2 separate regions of the Homo sapiens genome follow, and region 1 is linked to region 2. The links are chromatin loops, found by intact Hi-C in ENCODE. Cell type or tissue: heart right ventricle. All regions are shown on one strand. Links, peaks and the distances in the headings refer to the core of each region. The heading gives the core; the rest is flanking DNA. Region 1 overlaps ELL (elongation factor for RNA polymerase II). Region 2 overlaps KXD1 (KxDL motif containing 1).

What was found. Peaks named below come from ENCODE experiments on the same cell type or tissue, not always from the same donor. Only the 100,000 strongest peaks of a DNase experiment are listed, where the experiment ranks them.
Region 1: it touches region 2 in a loop (2.1-fold over the local background); 22 of 110 quality-filtered maps call a loop at or near these places.

What each region holds. Positions count from the first base shown.
Region 1 is chr19:18,438,664-18,444,303 of GRCh38, forward strand. ELL (elongation factor for RNA polymerase II) reads right to left here. Exons shown (of 12, transcript NM_006532.4): 12 at 4,000-5,640. Among named protein-coding and RNA genes, the nearest start is that of ISYNA1, 3.4 kb to the left of the region's middle. RefSeq lists enhancers at 1-669, 2,015-2,134, 2,295-2,354 and a silencer at 3,148-3,197. In heart right ventricle, for the core only: a CTCF peak has its summit at 1,917 (motif pointing right); no DNase peak of the experiment used is centred there; H3K27ac peaks cover 641 bases.
Region 2 is chr19:18,560,673-18,569,832 of GRCh38, forward strand. KXD1 (KxDL motif containing 1) reads left to right here. Exons shown (of 5, transcript NM_024069.4): 2 at 1,364-1,485; 3 at 4,197-4,349; 4 at 6,460-6,506; 5 at 7,730-8,706. The coding sequence starts at 1,385. The coding sequence ends at 7,959. It also overlaps a transcript of UBA52 not described here. Among named protein-coding and RNA genes, the nearest start is that of UBA52, 6.6 kb to the right of the region's middle. RefSeq lists an enhancer at 1,431-2,016. In heart right ventricle, for the core only: no CTCF peak of the experiment used is centred there; a DNase peak (open chromatin) is centred at 1,559; H3K27ac peaks cover 2,372 bases.

The sequences.
Region 1 (5,640 bases), core at 688-3,187, 120 kb before region 2:
CCACGGGGCTCACAAGGATGGGGCCTGTTTGGCCTGTTTCCCCACCTGCAGCAGGAGGGCTTGGCAGGAGTGGGCCGGAGCGGGAGGCTGTTCGCTGGAAAGGGGAGGGGACGCACAGGCGGGCAGGGCCGAGGCAGGGGAGGAATGAGGCCTGCACTGCAGGGCGCCCCCCTCATGCGCGCTGATAAGGGAGCGTGGGAACCCAGCGGGCAGGCCGGGGCAGCTCCCCCAGGAACTTTCCAAAACAAGCGCCTGGAGGCCGGAAAGTTTCCACCACTGGAGCTGGCCCAAAAGGTGGATAGTTGGGAACGTTTGCAAGAGACAGGGCCTGACCTTGGAGGATGAGGGCTTAAGACTCTGGGTCCAGGCCTCACCCTGAAGGGGCCCCAGTCTGAGGGAGTTGGAAGTGGACTGGGACACCCCCGCCCCAGTGGGTGGGAACTCACAGGCAGGGCCCCTGCAAGACAGGCTCCCCAGATGAGGGGGCTGCTGGCAAGGGTTTTGAGACATGAAGAGGAGTTCACTGAAAGAAAACTACAGGCCAAGCCACCTGAGCCACCCAGACAGGGCAGATGAAAAATTGGCTACGTGGGAGGCAGTTTGGGGTCTTGGGCAGACCCTGAGGGCTGGGGATAGGGAGTGTGAAAGAGTATTTGGTGTTTGTTCCTGGTTCTTGGTTAGACATTGAGCTCAATCACCAGTGGCCAACGATTTAATCAATCACATATATGCAAATGAGACAGTTGGGGCTCAGAACACAGAAACTCCCCTCAGCCTCAAGTTATGGGGCCTTGGCCTGCCCCGCGCTTTGAGCAGGGCATCGGAAAGCTCAGAATCGAGTCTCTCCGACCTTCTCCTGCCCTCCTGCCTCTAGCCCCTTTCTCCCCTGGAAACCATAGAAACCAGAATTCCTCTTCCCCAAGGCAGGTCAGAGACACTGGAGCCCTTCTCCCCTTAAAACAAAAAAAAAGCCACAAAGCCGGCAAAGGTCACTCTCTGCCTGCTCCCTTGAAGACCCTCATTCCGGGAGGGTCCTGCCCATACCCTGGAGGAAGGAATGCTACCCAGAGTCTAGGAAGTCTGGGCAGGCTGGCCCCCCTCCCCCACCCAGTCTGCTCCCTTTAAGATCTACAGTGTTTCAACACATTGATACACATTCTTCATAGAACCTAAGCCGAAAAATAGGCAGTCAGCCAGGCACGGTGGCTCATGCCTGTAATCCTAGCACTTTGGGAGGTCAAAGCGGGCGCATCGCTTGAGCCCAGGAGTTTGAGACCAGCCTGGGCAACACGGGGAAACCCCGTCTCAATACAAACAAACAAACAAAAAATAGCCGGGCTTGGTGGCGCACACCTGTAGTCCAGCTGCGTGGGAGGCTGAGGTGGGAGGATCACCTAAGCTCAGGAGGTGTAGGCTGCAGTGAGCCATGATTGTACCACTGCACTCCAGCCTGGGCAACAGAGTAATACCCTGTCTCAAAAAAAAAATGGGGTTTAGGGGAAAATATGGAGGGGCTGGGAGGGTGGCATGCCTGGAAAAGGCATGGAAGCTTCACGGCCCGCCCATACCTTGCCCTGTGCGCCTCCTCCATTTGGCTGTGAGCATTTTCCGGAGTTCTGTGAGCTGTTCCAGCAATTATCAAACCTGAAGTGGGGTCATGGGAACTCGCAATTTATTAGCCTGCTTGCCAGAAGTATAGGTGGCATCTGACACAGGTGCAGCCCTGTGGGACTGACCCCCATAACTTGTGGAGTCCGATACCATCTCTGGGAATGGAACTGTTGGACATCCTGTAGGTACTGGAGGATCAGAGAATCGGGGAGTTTGTGCCTCGAGGCGACACGTGATTCAGGAACCTGTGTAGTTGAGAGACATGAGGAAGGTCCCAAGACCCAGCCCCGGGGAGCCTGTGTTCACAGGGCCACCTGTAGAGGGTGCCGGAGGATGGGAGCTGGCACAGGGCAGCTGGAGGGAATCGGCATAGAGGCTGGGCTGCTTCCACTCCCAGCAGTTGACAAGGCCGAAGGAGGGGGTTTGGCCCCTACAGTCAGGCCTGGGTGTGCTGAAGTCGGTGGTGAGATGCACTGTTATTCCCCAGCAAAGTGTGGGCTCCCTGAAGGCAGGGATGAGGCTGAGTCACTGCTGTGTTGCAGAGCCCAGGTGGAGCTTGGTACAGGAGGGGGCTGCAGGAACAGGGGTGCCCGTTGAAAGAGGACAATTGGGGCCCCTGGCAGGTGGCAGGAGAGGGTTTAACAGCTCTGAGCCCCTCTCTACCAGGGTGCCCAGGTCATGAGGGTGGGAAGGCTCTCCTGAATATCCGGGGCACTAGACTGATGGCATCCATGGCTCAGGAAGGTCAGGGGACTGACTGTGGCCTCTGCAGGCTGCGGGGGTGATGGCCAGAGTATTGCTGGGCAGTTGGCTTAGGGCTGGCGTTGGAGGGCCGGGGGAGGCAGGACCGTGAGCTGCAGGAGGTTGGTGTTGGCCCTGGGATGTTGGGACAGAGATGTTATCCTGGGAGAACAGCGTGGCCAGGCTATGCTGGGAGCAGGGTACACGCTGCCCCACTGGGCTGCATGACTTCCCCTCCCGCGCCCCTCAGATTCCTGGGTGGCCTTAGAACTTGGGCCAAGGCCACGGACGGGCAGGGAGGCCAGGCCCCCCCCACAGCTGCAGGCCCAGGACCTTTGCCCACGGTCCTATTCTTCGGTGTTATCGCTTACTAAATGCACCCCTTCTTGTCCTTGGCTGGCAGGTTGAGTGTTATGTTCTCCATGGCCCCTGGCTCGTTCCACCTGCACCACCGCCGCTCCCGTCAGGCCTTTTCCCCATCCCCACTAGTGGCACAGGGGATGCCCCTGCCCCAGTGTGGGAAGAACAGGTAATATTACCGTTACCTGCTGCTGCTTTCATCAGAGGGAGACAGTCACAGCTGGTTTCCCCCACCCCCAGCCCCACTCCTGTAGCCTTTGGTGCCACAGGGGGCCAAGGAATCCCAATGCTGGGTTCAGCCCACCCTATCCACACCAGAGGGTACTGCTGTGCTCACACACCTGCTATGGCTCCCTATCCCTCCGCCCTGACCCAGCCTGCCCCCACCCCCGCGCTCCCCGTCACCTACAGGGCCCTCTGATTTGGTCCTTTCTCAGGCAACGGCTCAGGTAGGCTGCAAACTCTGCCTTCTTATCTGGTCCCAGCCAGAGCCCCTGAACAACCCTTTCTCATCATTATGGCGGCCCCAGGTCACATCACCTCCTGATGCCAGCCCACCCCCAACCACAGGACAGGGACAGCCACCACAGAAACCAGGCTGTGACACACCCACACACTACACACACACCCACACCCCAACACACACCACACACCCAACACACACACCCCCAACACACACCACACCCTCACACCACACACACACCTACACACCCCAACACACACCACACACCACCCAACACACACCACACCCTCACACCCCAACACACACCACACATCCGGTCAACACACACCAACACACACCACACCCACACCAACACACCCCAACACACACCACACCCACACACCCCAACACACACCCACCCTCAACACATCCCCAACACACCACACACACCCCACACCACACACCCCAACACACACCACACCCTCATACCACACACCCAGATACACCACATCCACACACCACACCCCAACACACACCCACATCCCAACACATACCACATCCCAACAAACACCACATCCTCACCACACACATCCCCAACACACACCACACACCCCACACCCCAACACACACCACACACAACACACCCACACATACAACACACACACCCTAACACATCACACACACTACACACCCACACACAACATCCAACACACACCGACACAGATATACTACACACCCACACACCCCAACACACACCACACACACATACACACCATACACCACACACACAGATACACCAACACCCACACACCACACACACCAGCCAGGCAGCCTGGGCTGCCAGGTTCAGTTCAGTGAAATTTATTGGAGAATGAAAAAAGTCAGCATTCACCTGTTTAGTGTACAAAAAGGACACTAGATCTTTTAAGAAAATATCAGGAAACTGAAGACGCAGATAGATGCCTTTCAATTGTAACATTTTGGCAAAAGTGGAAAGTTCTTGTAAACACCAACCCCATGGCTCAAAATAGTTTTTCTCCACAGTACAACATTAAAAGAAAAAAAAATAGTATCAATAAGTTAGACCATATTTAATCAGCTAGAACTTTGTCCACCAACCCCCAAAACACAAAACTTTTCTTAGCTTCATAATTCCTTAAAAGGAGAACAAATAAACAACAAAAACAACAACAACAACAAAAAGGCAAATTCAACTGACAGCCCCTTGGACTGGTTCCCAGGGCAGAGGGGCGGGCAGTCCCGGGCTGGGACCTCCTGAAATCATCCCACCTCACCGGTGTCTGCAGGGCTGCCTGCGGGCGACACAGCAAGGTCCAGCTGACTCTGGAGGCCTCCTGGAGCCTGCTCGGCCCTTCCCCGGCCCGGCCCGGCCCAAAGAGAAAAACAACAACAGCTATTGAAACATGAAGGATCAGTTTCCTCGGAGCTCTGGGAACCCGGGGGTCCCAAAGGAGAGAGACTCTCGGGCAGGGGTGGGATACACTGTGGGCCCTCCACAGTCAGCTCTTTGGAAGCTGTCAGGAGGCACCCCTCCACCCCCCAGTTTAGAAAAATAGACATCTGTATTTTTGCATTTCTGTTCTCCCTGCCTGACTGCTGATGGCAGCAGTGACCCCCATGTGATCCCTGGGCCCTGAGTCACAGCCGCCATCCACCCCCCACCACCTTTCCAAGTCATGGCTTCATTCAGCCCTAAATGGGAACACACGCCTCAGACCCCACCATGCCCTGGGGGGTCCCCACATACGCACACTCACACACCCACACTTGCGTGGCCCCCCGATGCTTTGGGGGACACTAGACTAGGCACAGCAACAGAGCAGCAATTGGGGTGTCTGCAGAGCCTGCACCCCCAGAGCAGGCAGACCCATCCTCCTGGCTCCCCAGCTCTGCCCATGGGTCCCTGGGGCCTCCCTGACCCCATGGCGCCCAGCCCTCCATCAGCCCCTCCCTGAGTGCAAACCTTGGCGGTGGCTCTGCTAAGACGACCCCAGGACCCACAAGTGGACAGAGGGACGGAGGGAGGCCAGCAGCATCGAGACCACAAGGTCTCAACAGTGTGGAATGAGCAGCAGCAGCAACAAATGGGAAACCGAGGACATCGCAAAGAAAAGTCTGACGCCGCTGCGGCCGAGTCTCAACTTGGAGCACAGAAACACAGTGGCCCCCGACAGCTGAGGGCCTGAAATAGCAGGGCAGGCCTGGGGGCGCTGAAAGCCCTCTGCCCCCTTGGCTCTGAGCAGCTGTCTGGGGGCACCAGCTGGAGTTCTCAAAATAGCCACCTGGGCCACCCTGTTTGCTTGCTGGAGCAGAGACCCTGCCCAAGGAGGAGAGGCTGGGGAAAGGGGTGCCTAAACGTAGAGCCAGAGACCAGCAGAGGCCACCTGCCCATTCCCCACGCCCTCAGAACGCAGCTGCACCTTTCGACGACCTCTGTAATACTGCAGGCAGGACCCAGGGCAGCG
Region 2 (9,160 bases), core at 22-2,521:
CTCCGGGTCGGGTTCTGGTGACAGACACACCTCTACTCCTTCTTTTTTTTTTTTGAGACGGAGTCTCTCTGTTGCCCAGGCTGGAGTGCAGTGGCACAGTCTTGGCTCACCACAACCTCCGCCTCCTGGGTTCAAGTGATTCTCCTGCCTCAAGCTCCCGAGTAGCTGGGACTAAAGGTGCCCACCACCATGCCTGGCTAATTTTTGTATTTTTAGTAGAGATGGGGTTTCACTATGTTGGCCAGGCTGGTCTCGAACTCCTGACCTCGTGATCCACCTGCCTCGCCCTCCCAGAGTGCTAGGATTACAGGCGTGAGCCACAGCACCTGGCCACCTCTGCTCTTTTGGAGCTGACGTTGTGGCGGTGACAGGCAAACGGGTTAGCTGATAACTAGGATAATTTCATGAAGAGGTGAACCAGTGAAGCAGTTAAATCAAGGTAAAGGGTGGCTGGGCGCAGTGGCTCAGGCCTGTAATCCTAGCACTTTGGGAGGCCAAGGCAAAAGGGTCGTGTCAGCCTAGGAATTTAAGAGCAGCCTAGGCAACATAGCGAGACCCTGTCTCTTAACAAACAAACAAACAAAAACAAGGTAAAGTAGCCTGGGCGCGGTGGCTCATGCCTGTAATCCCAGCACTTTGGGAGGCTGAGGCGAGTGGATCACCTGAGGTCAGTAGTTCGAGACCAGCCTGGCCAAAATGGTGAAACCCCGTCTCTACTAAAAAATACAAAAATTAGCCAGGCGTGGTGGCGGGCACCTGTAATCCCAGCTACTTGGGAGGGTGAGGCAGGAGAATCGCTTGAACCTGGGAGGCGGAGGTTGCGCTAAGCCAAGATCGCGCCATTGCACTCCAGCCTGGGTGACAGGAGTGAAACTCTGTATCAAAAAGAAATAAAAAAACGAGGTCAAGTAGTAAGAGAAGCGGTAAGAGTGACGGGAACAGGAGTCATTGACCTCTTGGGAGAGGAGACATTGGAGGTGGTGATGATTTGCTGAAGCAGCCACACACGTTCAGCTTGTGAGGACAGCAGTTGTTAGGCAGGGGATGAGGGAGGAAGCTGGCAGATCTGTGCAGGTGAGAGGTACCTGTGGCCTTGGGCTCATGGAAGTGGGAGGTGATGGGATTCTAATGTGCTTGGGTACAGTTTACAAATACAACCTCTCTTAGTTTGCCCAATACCTCCAAATTCCTGGGGTGGCACACCTGAGGTTCAGGTGGCATGACTGAGCCACAGTCACACATCCCCACTGTAGGATACCACCACGGTTGGGTTAGGTTCCAGCACATGGCGGTCCCGGCCTGGCCTCTTGGTCCCACCTCACCTGGTGACTAGTGCAGACCACTCTGTTCTTGCCTGTTTCAGGCAGCGGAGGAGGAGAAAGAGATGGACCTCCCGGACTCGGCCTCGAGGGTCTTCTGCGGCCGCATCCTGAGCATGGTGAACACAGATGATGTCAACGCCATCATCCTGGCCCAGAAGAACATGTGAGTGGCGGCTGGGGGACCTGAGCGTGGGAAGGAATCCACAGGCTGGCCAACATTCTTGTCTTGCCCGCCCCTACCCGGGGCCCACACTGGTGATAAAATGAAGGAAATGAGCAAATCTGTCGCTGGCTCCAAAGTAAATTCCTTCCCGGCCTGGAGGCGAGGCCTTGGCACAGGAAGCAGGGCTTTGGGGAGATTTTGCAGCTGCGGATGGCTTGGCGGGGGCCGCAGGGGCTCCTGTCCCGAGACCTGGGGTGGGAGAGTTGAAGGACCAGAGGGGGCCACATGCAGGTTTTTTTGTTTATTTGTTTCTTGTTTTTGAGACAGAGTTTTGCTCTTGTTGCCCAGGCTAGAGTGCAATGGTGTGACCTTGCCTCACTGCAACCTCCGCCTCCCGAGTTCAAGCGATTTCTCCTGCCTCAGCCCTCTGAGTAGCTGGGATTACAAGCATGTGCCACCATGCCCAGCTAATTTTTGTATTTTTAGTAGAGACGGGCTTTCATCATGTTGGTCAGGCTGGTCTCGAACTCCTGACCTCAAGTGATCCACCCGCCTCGGCCTCCCGAAGTCCTGGGATTATAGGCCTGAGCCACTGTGCCTGGCCTTTATGCAGGTTTTATGCTGGTGCGCCTACTTCCTGGTGAAGGACTAGTCTCCCAGAGCCCAGGCTGTGTCTGCACAGTGCCCAGGGTCTCTTGGAGCGGACATAAAGGCCTCTTGTCCTCACTGGGGTTTGGTGCTGTGGCTGCTGAAACCTTGCCCTAATTCAGGCCTGCCCTGTGGGGAAGAAAGGCTAATACCAAGCTTGTCCAACCCTCGGCCTGTCCAACCCTTTGAATGTGGGCCAACACAAATTCGTAAACTTTCTTAAAACATTACGAGATTTTTTTTGTGATTTTTTTCTTTTTCTTTCTTAACTCATCAGCTGTCGTTAGTGTTAGTGTATTTTATGTGTGGCCCAAGACAATTCTTCTTCCAATGTGGCCCAGGGAAATGAAAAGACTGGACACCACTGGGCTAATACAGTCTTGGAGTGGAAGCACAGCCTCCCGCAGCTTTGTTTTTGTGTCTCTGAGCCAGAGGCTCTTCTCAGCTGTCACGACACAGTACAGACCTGATTTCCTTACCTTTTCTCCCAGACCCAGAGCAGCTCCGAGTCTCAATAGTACCTGTCTCTCTCCTGTGTCTTTTTTTTTTTTTTTTTTGGGAGACAGAGTCTCACTCTGTCGCCCAGGCTGGAATGCAATAGCATAATTGCTGCTCACTACATCCTCTGCCTCCTGGGTCAAGTGATTCTCCTGCTTCAGCCTCCTGAGTCGCTGGGATTATAGGCATGCACCACCATGCCTGGCTGATTTTTTTTTTGTGACGGAGTCTCGCTCTCTCGCCAGGCTGGAGCACAGTGGCGCAATCTCAGCTCACTGCAACCTCTGCCTGCTGGGTTCAAGCGATTCTACTGCCTCAGCCTTCCAAGTAGCTGGGACTACAGGTGTGCGCCACCACGGCCAGCTAATTTTTGTATTTTTAGTAGAGACGGGGTTTCACCACGTTGACCAGAATGGTCTCAATCTCTTGACTTCGTGATCCGCCCGCCTCAGCCTCCCAAAGTGCTGGGATTACAGGTGTGAGCCACCGTGCCCGGCCCTGATTTTTTTATTTTTAGAAGAGATGTGGTTTCACCATGTTGGCCAGACCTCAAGTGATCCACCCTGCCTCAACCTCCTAAAGTGCTGGTCTCCTTTTTTTTGAGACATAGTTTCGCACTGTCACCCAGGCTGGAGTGCAGTGGCGCAATCTCAGGTCACTGCTATGTCCGCCTCCCGGGTTCAAATGATTCTCCTGCCTCAGCCTCCCGAGTAGCTGGGATTACAGGCGCCCGCCACCATGCCCAGCCAATTTTTGTATTTTTGGTAGAGACGCGGTTTTCCCATGTTGGCAAGGCTGGTCTCGAACTCCTGACCTCATGATCTGCCTGCCTTGACCTCCCAAAGCGCTGGAATTGCAGGCATGAGCCCCCATGCCCGGCTGGTCTCCTGTTTTTTTAGGTCAGATTCAGACCTGGCTCTGGGAAACTTCTAGACTGAGGGGAGACAAAGCCAGACACAGACCCTCCTGGCCCTATGGTGTCAGGGCTGGGCCAGAGGAACAACCTGGGGCTAGTGGAATTAAAAGAGTCTGATTGGGCCAGGCACGATGGCTCACTCCTGTAATCCCAGCACTTTGGGAGGCCGAGGTGGGTGGATCACGAGGTCAGGAGATCGAGACCATCCTGGCTAACCTGGTGAAACCTCGTCTCTACTAAAAATACAAAAAATTAGCCAGGCATGGTGGCGGACGCCTGTAGTCCCAGCTATACTCGGGAGGCTGAGGCAGGAGAATGGTATGAACCTGGGAGACGGAGCTTGCAGTGAGCCGAGATCGCGCCACTGCACTCCAGCCTGGGTGACGAAGCAAGACTCTGTCTCAAAAAAAGTCTGACTGAATAGAGGTAGACAAGGCTACATGAGAAGGACACACTTGAGTAGGGTTTTGAAGGTTGAATAGGAGTTTGCTAGGTGGCTCAAAGAGTAGGTAGAACTCTGCAGGACAAGGGAACAGCCCATGCAAAGGTTGTGAAGCAGGCAAGGGCTTGGCATGAACAGTCTTCTGGGCCAGGTTGGGCAGGGCCCTGAAGCTGGGCAGTGAAGCTCATGCCCTCTCTCCACCATCAGGCTGGACCGCTTTGAGAAGACCAATGAGATGCTGCTCAACTTCAACAACCTGTCCAGTGCCCGCCTGCAGCAGATGAGCGAACGCTTCCTGCACCACACGAGGACCCTAGTAGAGATGAAACGGGACCTGGACAGCATCTTCCGCCGTATCAGGTGGGTGCTCAGTGCCACCCCAGCCCAGCTGACCTCTGCCTCCACCTCCCCATCTGAGCCTCAGTTTCCTTCACATACCAGGGTAAAGGGAGATTTCTGTTTGTTTTACAAGGCTTCACTGCGCACTTAAGTGTCTGGGACAATTCCAACCCTGGGATAAAATCTTGACGTAAGTTTATTTACTGATTGATTAATTGATCGAGACAGAGTTTTTTTTTTTTTTTTGGAGACGGAGTCTCGCTCTGTTGCCCAGGCTGGAGTGCAGTGGCGCGACCTCAGCTCACTGCAAGCTCCGCTTCCCGGGCTCACGCCATTCTCCTGCCTCAGTCTCCGGAGTAGCTGGGATTACAGGTGCCTACCACCACGCCTGGAGAATTTTTTGTATTTTTAGTGGAGATGGGGTTTCACCGTGTTAGTAGTCAGGATGGTCTCGATCTCCTGACCTCGTGATCCAGCCGCCTTGGCCTCCCAAAGTGCTGGGATTACAGGCGTGAGCCACTGCGCCCGGCCGAGACAGAGTCTTGATCTGTGGCCCTGGCTGGAGTGCAGTGGCGTGATCTTGGCTCACTGCAACCTCTGCCTCCTGGATTCAAGCGATTCTTGTGCTTCAGCCTTCTGAGTAGCTGGGTCTACAGACATACTGTACCACACCCAGCTAATTTTTGTTGTTGTTGTTTTATTTTTGAGGTGGAGTCTTGCTCTGTCGCCCAGGCTGGAGTGCAGTGGTGCAATGTCAGCTCACTGCAACCTCCGCCTCCCAGGTTCAAGCGATTCTCCTGCTTCAGCCTCCTGAGTAGCTGGGACTACAGGCGCATGCTGCCACGCCCAGCTGATTTTTTGTATTTTAGTAGAGACGAGATTTCACCGTGTTGCCCAGGCTAGTCTCAAACTCCTGAGCTCCAGCACTCTGCCTGCCTCGGCCTCCTAAAGTGTTGGGATTACAGGTGTGAGCCTAATTTTTGTATTTTGTGTAATTTTTGTATTTTTTTAGTAGAGACAGGGTTTCCCCATGTTGGCCAGGCTCATCTCGAAGTCCTGGCCTCAGATGATCCATCCACCTCGACCTCCCAAAGTGCTGGGATTATAGGCATGAGCCATCATGCCCAGCCTTGCAGTTTATTTATTCTTAAAAAATGTAACACAGTGCGGCTGGGCGAGGTGGCCCATGCCTGTAATCCCAGCACTTTGGGAGGCCGAGGCAGGCGGATCACGAGGTCAGGAGATCAAGACCATCCCGGCTAACATGGTGAAACCCCGTCTCTACTAAAAATACAAAAAATACTAAAAATACAAAAAATTAGCTGGGCGTGGTGGTGGGCGTCTGTATTGCCAGCTACTCGGGAGGCTGAGGCAGGAGAATGGCATGAACCCAGGAGGTGAGCCGAGATCGCGCCACTGCACTCAAGCCTGGGCGACAGAGCGAGACTCCGTCTCAAAAAAAAAAAAAAAGTAACATAGTGCTAGACACATAATGAAAAGGCAGGAATGGCTGGGCACAGTGGCTCATGCCTGTAATCCCAGCAGTTAGGGAGGCTGACGCAGGCAGATCACCTGAGGTCAGAAGTTTGAGACCAGCCTGGCCAACATGATGAAATCCCGTCTCTACTAAAAATACAAAAAAATCAGCTGAGCATGGTGGCACGTGCCTGTAATCCCAGCTACTTGGGAGGCTGAGGGAGGACAATCATGTGAATCCGGAAGGTGGAGGTTGCAGTGAGCCAGGATGGCACCACTGCACTCCACCCTGGGCGACAGAGTGAGATTCTGTCTCAAAAAAAAAAAAAAAATTTATCAGAGAAGAGGCCACATGTAAGAAGCAGCCTCGCAGGGGGAGCCCCCAGCCAGTGCCTAGGCTCAGAGCACCCAGAGTCTAACTAGTTGGGGGTTGGTGCCTACCTTGGGGCTGGAGGCCGGCTGGTGGGCGACTGTCAGGGCCGTGGCTGCTGGGCCGAGCACCTAGAGAGAGTGAAGATGTGAGGTGATGAACAGTGTGGGGGTTCTCACTCCCGTCTCCCCTTGCCCTCAGCTGGCAGCAGGGGCTTGTGGCCAGCACCAGGCCCAGCCTACCTGCTCAGCAGGTTAAGCCCTGTGTGCCTTCTCTCCCCTGCAGGACGCTGAAAGGGAAACTGGCCAGGCAGCACCCAGAGGCCTTCAGCCGTAAGTGTCACGCAGGGTTCCTGCTCCCGAGCACGTCAGCACTCTCCACCCAGGGCAGGCTTCTGGAAGGCCACCTTGGGGCCTGATACTGAGACCAGGCTGTAATGGGCAGTGGGTCTGGGGAAACCTGGGGTGGGGGCAGGGTCAGGGTGCTGGCCTGGTCCTGTCAGCAGCTGGCAGAGTGGGCACTAGGACGGGAGTCCGTGCCCCGTGGGGAGGCCGCACAGGAGAATGTGGATAAGCAGCATGACAATCCTTATCCCTGTGTGCATTATGAGCCATCTCAGAACAGAGCACGGGCTCATGTGACACCAGCCCCGACATCGTCTCGCCTTCCCTGAGCCCCAGCTTCGAGGATCTGTCCCATGTCCAGCTGTTACCCACAGTCACCCATGGGGTGGGGACTGTGAGTATCACCGTTTCATGGAGAGGGAAACAGAGGCCCAGAGGGGCAGGACTTGAGTTCGCATCTGTCTGGCTAGAGAGCTCGCGTGTTCTCTGGGGTACCATTCCATGTTGCCACCACCTTAAAGGGCTCTGCAGGCTGAGCCTGGGTTCACACCATCTGTTGAAAAGGCCGACAGCTCTCCATCCCAGGGCCTCCAACAGCAGTTTACAGAGCAGGGAGCTGGGCTGAGGGGAGGTCATATACCTAGCCCAGGTAGTGCAGTGAGCCAGGTTCGCCCTCAGGGCTCCTGTAGGCCTAACCCCAGATCTTGTGTCCCTTCCTCACCTCACCTTGAAGGGAGGGCTCTTCCCTGCCTGGGCCTCAGTTTTCTCCTCTACAAAATAAAAATGGGCCAAGTCTGCCAGGCGCGGTGGCTCATGCCTGTAATCCCAACACTTTGGGAGGCTGAGGCGGGTGGATCACCTGAGGTCGGGAGTTCGATACCAGCCTGACCAACATAGAGAAACCCCGTCTCTAGTAAAAATACAAAATTAGATGGGCGTGATGATGGGCATCTGTAGTCTCAGCTACTCAGGAGGTTAAGGCAGAAGAATCGCTTGAACCCGGGAGACGGAGGTTGCAGTGAGCCGAGATTATACCATTGCACTCTAGCCTGGGCAAAGAGCGAAACTCCGTCTCAAAAAAAAAAAAAAAAAAGGGTCAAGTCATACCCCCATGGGGTGAGGGCAGCCGTTAGGGGTCACATGGACAATAAGTCCTACATCACAGAGCTTGGCAAGGTGACAAAACCAACTCTTGGGCCTCCTTCCCCCAGATATCCCAGAGGCATCCTTCCTGGAGGAAGAGGATGAAGACCCCATCCCACCCAGCACCACGACCACCATTGCCACCTCAGAACAGAGCACGGGCTCATGTGACACCAGCCCCGACACCGTCTCGCCCTCCCTGAGCCCCGGCTTCGAGGACCTGTCCCATGTCCAGCCTGGCTCCCCAGCCATCAACGGCCGCAGCCAGACAGATGACGAGGAGATGACGGGCGAATAGCCCTGCTGCCCGGTGCCTTGAGGGGGTCTCAGGGCAGCAGCATACAAGGTGGCAGCGGGTAACCCTGCCTTGTTCTGTCATCCAGGGCTCCTTTGCTGCCCCGTTCTGTCACCCAGGGCTCCTAGGGGGACAAGGCTCTCTCCCGAGGGGTGTGGAATTCCTGGGGGGGTCTTTAATTCTGGCTCCTTCCTTCCTCAGAACATCTCTATTCTGCAAGACCCCTCTGCCATGCCAGGGCACGCCCATTCCAGCTGGAGTCGTGGGGCTGGGCACAGGGGAATTTTTCCAGAGCTGAGCCTGACGTCTGCTCTGAAGAATGCTTAGAAGGTTCCCAGACACCAGAGCCAGATGTCCCCCACCACCGGTCAGGACCTCCTTGAGGTGCACAAGCACGGTCTCCTCTGAGTTCACCCCAGCCCACCCCCGCACCCACTAATTCTGCTTTTCCTGCCCCTTGCTCCGTAAAAGTATCAAATACTTTCTCCTTGGTATCTCAAGGAGGTTTCTGAGATAGGTAGAAGTCTTGAGACGGAGGCTGGCCATCCATTCAGCCCTGAGCGTGCTGAGTTCTGTGTTTCTCTGAATAGAGGTGTGGAACCTGAGGGGCCAGCAGGCCTCTCTGAAGGCCTCCATGGAGCAAACGGAGCCACCTCGGGAAAGAGTTTAATGGAATATTTTTGTACCCGATGTTTACAGATGCTGTTGGGAAGTTATCAATAAAAAGACACCATTACTAAAAAGGGAAAAGTACACCTAGCTGTGGCTTCTTCAGTCCTTAAGCCAAGCAACCCAAAAGGAGGGCAAGTGCTGGATGTGGGGCTGGGGGCCCTGCTGGAGGGAGGTGCAGACAATCAGGCACTACAGGGCTAGAAAGAGATGTGGCCCTTTTTTGGAACCCCCCCTGGTGGGAGCTATAACAACCCAAGTTCCCGTCACCAGCTAGGTCTTCCCTCACGCTGCTGTCACTGCTCACAATACTAGTGTTCCCATCCTCATTTCATAATTCCTTCTCCAGATCTCAGCCTTCCTCCAGATAGGGGAGCCACACTAGATCCATTCCCCATCAGACACACTCCCAGGGTTACCTCATCTTCTGAGTACTTAGAAATTATGTTGTTATGACCGGGCTTGGTGGCTCATGCCTGTAATCCCAGCACTTTGGGAGGCCGAGGTGGGTGGATCACCTGAGGTCAGGAGTTCG